2 separate regions of the Homo sapiens genome follow, and region 1 is linked to region 2. The links are chromatin loops, found by intact Hi-C in ENCODE. Cell type or tissue: psoas muscle. All regions are shown on one strand. Each heading gives the region's core, and the rest is flanking DNA. Links, peaks and the distances in the headings are about the cores only.

What was found. Hi-C counts contacts between places; a loop is a spot of excess contacts. Peaks named below come from ENCODE experiments on the same cell type or tissue, not always from the same donor. Only the 100,000 strongest peaks of a DNase experiment are listed, where the experiment ranks them.
Region 1: a loop joins it to region 2, with 4 times the contacts of the local background. A loop is called at or near these places in 1 of 110 quality-filtered maps.

Annotation. Positions count from the first base shown.
Region 1 is chr1:64,183,800-64,186,299 of GRCh38, reverse strand. No RefSeq gene overlaps it. Among named protein-coding and RNA genes, the nearest start is that of UBE2U, 19 kb to the left of the region's middle. In psoas muscle, for the core only: no CTCF peak of the experiment used is centred there; no DNase peak of the experiment used is centred there; H3K4me3 peaks cover 463 bases; H3K27ac peaks cover 704 bases.
Region 2 is chr1:65,032,985-65,036,849 of GRCh38, reverse strand. It overlaps a transcript of JAK1 not described here. Among named protein-coding and RNA genes, the nearest start is that of MIR3671, 23 kb to the left of the region's middle. In psoas muscle, for the core only: no CTCF peak of the experiment used is centred there; no DNase peak of the experiment used is centred there.

The sequences.
Region 1 (2,500 bases), core at 1-2,500, 850 kb after region 2:
GACCTGGAGACAGGGCCACTGCAGCAGACCAACTCTGCTGATAGACATGAGTGAGAAATAATCATTTGCTCTTGAAAGGCAAGCCACTGAGATTTTGGAGTTATTGCTGCAGCCAAGCTGACCAATACAATCAACATTGGCCAATTTGGAATTGATCTGTTTGAAATCGATCAGTTAAAGTCAATTCCAGTGAACTCTGGAATGAAAAATAAGTCCTAAACTGTCATTTTGTCTGAATATTAGTTTTAGTCTGATTAGACTGACTCTTGGTAAACTACCTAGGTTATGCCATTAGGGAGTTTCAGTCCCTTTTAAGTGATTTTAATGCATGTAGACCCAAAAGAAGCCTTTCAGGGAATTGTGTTAAAATAGGCCCAAATGATAACTAGACTAATTTTTTTCTAATGCCCAAGGATTGCAGTAGGTAAGGAGCACCTGCCATAGGATAAGGTCTGTCCTGGACCTATTTCTGATGCAAGGTCCGTATGCCCGTACGGTTGGGCAGAGCTTAAGCATTAATCTATGGCTTTGTGTAGGTAGTTCTGTTGTTTTGTGTGTGTTTGGATTTACAATTGGGAGCACAAGTCCATGAAGATTGACATTTAAAACTGCTTTCCTTCAAATTGAATATTCTCTGAATTATCTTTATTTCAGGATGTCAAGATACTGTCCTTTTTCAAAGTGTAAGTAACGTCCCATCTAATTTTAAAGAGGGGCCTTTCTCTTAAGCATTATTAGATAAGAATTCAGTTCAGTAACACACAGCATAATGACATTCCAGTCAACAACAGGCCACATTTAAAACGGTAGTCCCAAAAGATACTAATGGAGCTGAAAAATTCCTATCACCTAGTGATGTCATGGCCATCGTAACATTGTGAGTGCAATGCATTACTCACATTTGTGGTGATGCTGGTATAAACAAAAGTACTGTGCTGCCAGTCGCATAAAAGTATAGCACATACAATTATGTATAGTACATAATACTTGATAATAATAAACAAGTGTTAGTGGCTTATGTACTTGCTGTACTATACTTTTGATTGTTATTTTAGATTGTACTCCTTCTACTTATTAAAAACAAAAAGTTAACTGTAAACAGCCTCAGGCAGATCCCTCAGGAGGAATTCCGGAAGAAGGCACTGTTAAAGGAGATGACAGCTCCATGTGTACTATCGTCCTTGAAGATCTTCCAGTGGGACAAGATGTGGGGGTGGAAGACAGCGATACTGATGATCCTAATCCTGTGTAGGCCTAGGCTAGTGTCTGTTTGTATCTCAGTATTTTTTTTTTTTTTTTTTTTGAGACGGAGTCTCGCTCTTTTGCTCAGGCCAGAGTGCAGTGGCGCTATCTCGGCTCACTGCAAGCTCCGCCTCCCGGGTTCATGCCATTCTCCTGCCTCAGCCTCCCGAGTAGCTGGGACTACAGGCGTCCGCCACCACACCTGGCTAATTTTTTTGTATTTTTAGTAGAGACGGGGTTTCACCGTGTTAGCCAGGATGGTCTCAATCTCCTGACCTCATGATCCGCCGGCCTCGGCCTCCCAAAGTGCTGGGATTACAGGTGTGAGCCACTGCGCCTGGCCTTGTATCTCAGTTTTTAACAAAGAAGTTTAAAAAGTAAATTAAAAAAACTAAAAATAGAAAAAAGCTTATAAAGATATAAAAAATATTTTTGTGCAGCTGTACATGTTTGAAGCTAAGTGTTATTACAAGAGTCAAAAAGTTAAAATAAAAAGTTCATAAATCAAAAGGTTAATTTATGATTGAAGAATTTTTAAATAAATTTAGTGTAGTTTAAGTGTACAGTGTTTATAAAGTCTACAGTAGTGTACAATACCCACCACTCACTCACTGACTCACCCAGAGCAACTTCCAGTTTTACAAGCTCCATTCATGATAAGTGCTTAGATTCACAAATACTTGCCATTGTATTACAGTTGCCTACAGTATTCAGTACTGTAACATGCTGTACAGGTTTGTAGCTTGGGAGCAGTATGCCATACTCTATGTAGCCTAGGTTTGTAGCAGTCTGTACTGTGTGTGTAATTGTACACCATAATGTTTGCACCGTGACGAAATCACCTAAGGACATTTCTCAGAATGTATCCCCTTCGTTAAGTAATGCATGACTGTATTTACTAACATAGTCATTTGGTAAGGTATCTTGCCAATCCCGGTCAGCAAATGTTATGGTACTCATTTGTGAGTAAGCAATTCATACGTGCTTAAGATTCAACTAGTCATAAATATGTCAGCAGACCTTCTCCCTCTATATGTCTATATTTTTAAGCCTTCCCAGCCTAATTTCCCAGAGGATTACATTGACCTTGAGTGCTTTGATGGTTTGTAAGACTCTCCTTTTCTTGAGCTAACAGCGTCCTATTACCATTGGCATTTACGGTAACAAACTTCAATGCAGTCATATTTTGGCTGCAAAAACCCTTTCTTGTGTGTGCTCCCTTGTTCTTTCTCCGCTAATCTGGCACTTCCTCTTTAGC
Region 2 (3,865 bases), core at 695-3,194:
GTTATGCACAGTTTTTATGTCCATGTACTGTAATGATTACATAATAGTCCATTGAATGGACATAGTACAATTTATTATTCCCTAGTTATTGGGCAACTCAGTTCTTTCCAAAGTTTCATTATTATAAAGAGCAATGCTCCAGATATTTTTGCATACACAGCTCTTCTTTACTCTTGAAATACTTTGTAGAATAATTAGAACTCACTTGGTTGCAAATTGCAAAGCTCATTGGAGTAGCCTAAGTGAAAGCAGTTATGTTAATAAGCACATAGGGCAGTCACGAAGATACAATGTGCAAGACACATAGAAATTGGAAAGTTGTCAGACAATCCCCCTCACCCTTCTCTGGTCTCTTATTTCCTTCAGACTTTTGCTGCCCATACCTTGTTCCCTGCTCCCTTATAACTTTGGCCTGCACGGGGACTTTCACTGTGTTGCCCAGGCTGGAGTGCAGTGGCTTTATCATAGTTCACTGCAGCCTCAAACTCCTGGGCTCAAGTGACTCTCCCACCTTAGCCTCTCAAGCAGCTAGGACTACAGATGTGTACCGCTATTCCTGGGTAAGTTTTAAACTTTTTTTGTAGGGATGGGGTTTCACTATTTTGCCCAGGCTGGTCTCAAACTCCTGGACTCAAGCAATCTTCCCACCTTAGTCAAGGTACACTACTTTCACGTGTACAATTCAGTGACATTAAATACATACATGTTGTTGTGCGACCATCACACTATCCATCCCAATAACTTTTTCATCATCCCAAACTGTCACTCTTTTCTTTTCTTTTTTTTGAGAGAGAGTCTCTGTCACCCAGGCTGGAGTACAGTGGCACAATCTCGGCTCACTGCAACTTCTACCTCCCGGGTTCAAGTGATTCTTCTGCCTCAGCCTCCTGAGTAGCTGGGACTACAGGCGTGCGCTACCACACCCGGATAATTTTTTGTATTTTCAGTAGAGATGGGGTTTCACCATGTTGGCCAGGCTGGTCTCGAGCTTGTGACCTCATGATCCGCCCGCCTCGGCCTCCCAAAGTGCTGGGATTACAGGCGTGAACCACCGCGTCCGGCCAGCTCTTTTCTTTTAGTTATGTTGCTATGATTATTTCAGATGTGCTTCCTGGGTCTGTCCTTTGGAATGTGTGATAGGGACACTCCCCAAAGAAGGGAACAGGGTGGGTAGGCACTCCAAGTGTCTATAGAAAATATCACACTTCTACAGTTTTTTAAACTTTAGAGAACACTCTCATACATTATTTTATGCAGACGTCTCAAGGAAGGACTTGTTGAAGTAGGAAGTGTTTATCCTTATTTTACAGGAGAGTAGAATGAAGTTGAGAAAATCTGATTTGCTCAACGTTTCCCAGTTTACTTCTAGAGTCAGCACTGAAGGTCAAGTCTCCTCAACTCCAAGTTCATACCTTTTCCATGACATCTCACGGATGCGTTTCCTCAGCTAAACTTTATACTCACTTGCTTATAGTTCCTACTACACATTCTATATCAGATTATGAGAAGGAAGAGAAGAATTCTCTGACTAGAACTCATGGATGGGCTCTGTCTAGAAACTACAGGTCACAAGAAGCTGGTTTAGCTTGCCAGTTTCTATTCTGGTATGTAGGAAAAGCAATAATGAACTCTATTGTACAATGTGATGATTCTGTGAAACCACATGAAAGGGTGGGTTAATGACCTCTTAATCTTTACCTCGAGAAAATCCTGAAGTATTTTCTGGAAACAAATGGCATTACTAAGAGAATTTATTTATTATTTATTTATTTATTTATTTATTTATTTATTTTGAGATGGAGTTTCACTCTTGTTGCCCAAGCTGGAGTGCAATGGTGCGATCTCAGCTCACTGCAACCTCCGCCTCCCAGGTTCAAACAATTCTCTTGCCTCAGCCTCCTGAGTAGCTGGGATTACAGGCGCACACCGCCATGCCTGGCTAATTTTTTGTATTTTTAGTAGAAACAAGGTTTCACCATGTTAGCCAGGCTGGTCTTGAACTCCTGACCTCAAGTGATCCGCCCGCCTTGGCCTCGCAAAGTGCTGGGATTACAGGCATGAGCCACCATGCCCAGCCACTAAGAGAATTTTTTAAATGAGATAGAGAAGAAAAAGATACCATGAGAAACAAAACAGTGAATTTCAGCTGGTGTTTCATGGTTTGTATGGAGAAACATATTTTGTCTGATTGGCTTGATTACTTTTTTTTAAGTGAAAAACAACTTTGCCATAATTCTTCATTTTATAGAGAAACCACAGGAAGAAAGCTTGTGTGGACTCAAGCTACCCTGTAGTACCTTTCTAACAACTAGATTAATGTTTGCCATTAGAAAATCTTTCCATTAAATTAATGGCTACCTTTTTGGATTAGACACTCACCTTCCATTTGGCACTCAGAGTCATTTCCTTGTCACTTGTTCCAAAAGAAAATCACTTAGGATAACTGAAGACCTTAGGGTAATGAGCTTTTATTAAGTCTGTCCTGATCCTTCCTTTTGTACAAAATTTATGAATTCTCCTTGCTCTTCCATATCAAGTCGTGTATCTTCTCTTTGGCTTTCAGCCTGATCCCACCCCATCTGTGCCATCCTGATCTCACCCTATTTATATGCCATCCCGTTTTCCTCAACTCTTCAATACCAGTTATGTTAATTTCCTTGTAGTTATCAAATACGTTATATTCAGCCAATCTTTATGTCTCTACCCACGTTGTACTTACCTTTCCTTTTATCCATGTGGAATACCTTTCCCCTTTACCCATCCTGAATAGTAAAATCCTACTTATTCTCTAAGGCTTTTGATCCACATCAATTTCTTATTTCTGTGAGTTTGTATAGCTTATAAATTACTATTATCATTTATTAAGCATATTTTGAGTGCCAGGCACATTATGTCTACTCCTTATTACAATTACACAAGGTAATTATTATCATCTTCATTTCATGAAAAGGGAAACAGAAGTTTAGAAATGTTATATAATTTGCCCAAAATCACACACTCTAAATTGCTAAGCTGAGGAGTGAACTGCAGGAGTGATGGATTCTAAAGCTCTTACTCTGTCTACCTATACTTTCTCTTACACTACATACTATACGGAAGTGTTTCCTTTTTTTTTTTTTTTTTTGGTACTACGGGAGTCTCACAATGTTACCTGGGCTGATCTCAAACTCCTGGCCTCAAGCAGTCCTCCTGCCTCGGCCTCCCAAAGCACTGGGATTACAGGCATGAGCCAGTTCACCCAAATGGGCAATGTTTTCTAATTATTTTGTGTGCATTAGTCTCTGCTGAATTTGTTCATGAAATCAGATACTATATAATTTAAGAGTTGTATTCAGTCACTAGTTCTGGAGATACAGGAGTTGAGGCCAGGTGTGGTGGCTTATACCTGTAATTCCAGCCCCTTGAGAGGCCAAGGTGGGAGGATTGCTTGAGGTTGGGAGTTTGAAACCATCCTGGGCAACATACCGAGACTCCATTTCTACAAAAATAAAAAAATTTTAAAATTTTATTGTTTAAAAAAAATTTATTATTTTATTATTATGTTGGGCACACACCTGTCATTCTAGCTCCCAGGAGGCTGAGCTGGGATGATCGCTTGACCCCAGGAGTTAGAGGCTGCAGTGAGAGCGCAAGAGTGACAGCACAAGAGTCTGTCTCTAAAATCCAAAAACAGGAACATAGCCTCTTTTTGCTATTTCCTCTGCCATCCCCAGGGTGGGGGCCTTTTCCTTGTGTTAACCAGATGGCTTCTGGAAGTCCAGCCTTCATATTTCTGTTCCAGGCAAGAAGGAGGAAAGGATTAAGGGTAAAGGGTAGGTTTCCCAGCCAAATTTTAAAGACTTTTTCTGGAAGTCTCGCTAATAGC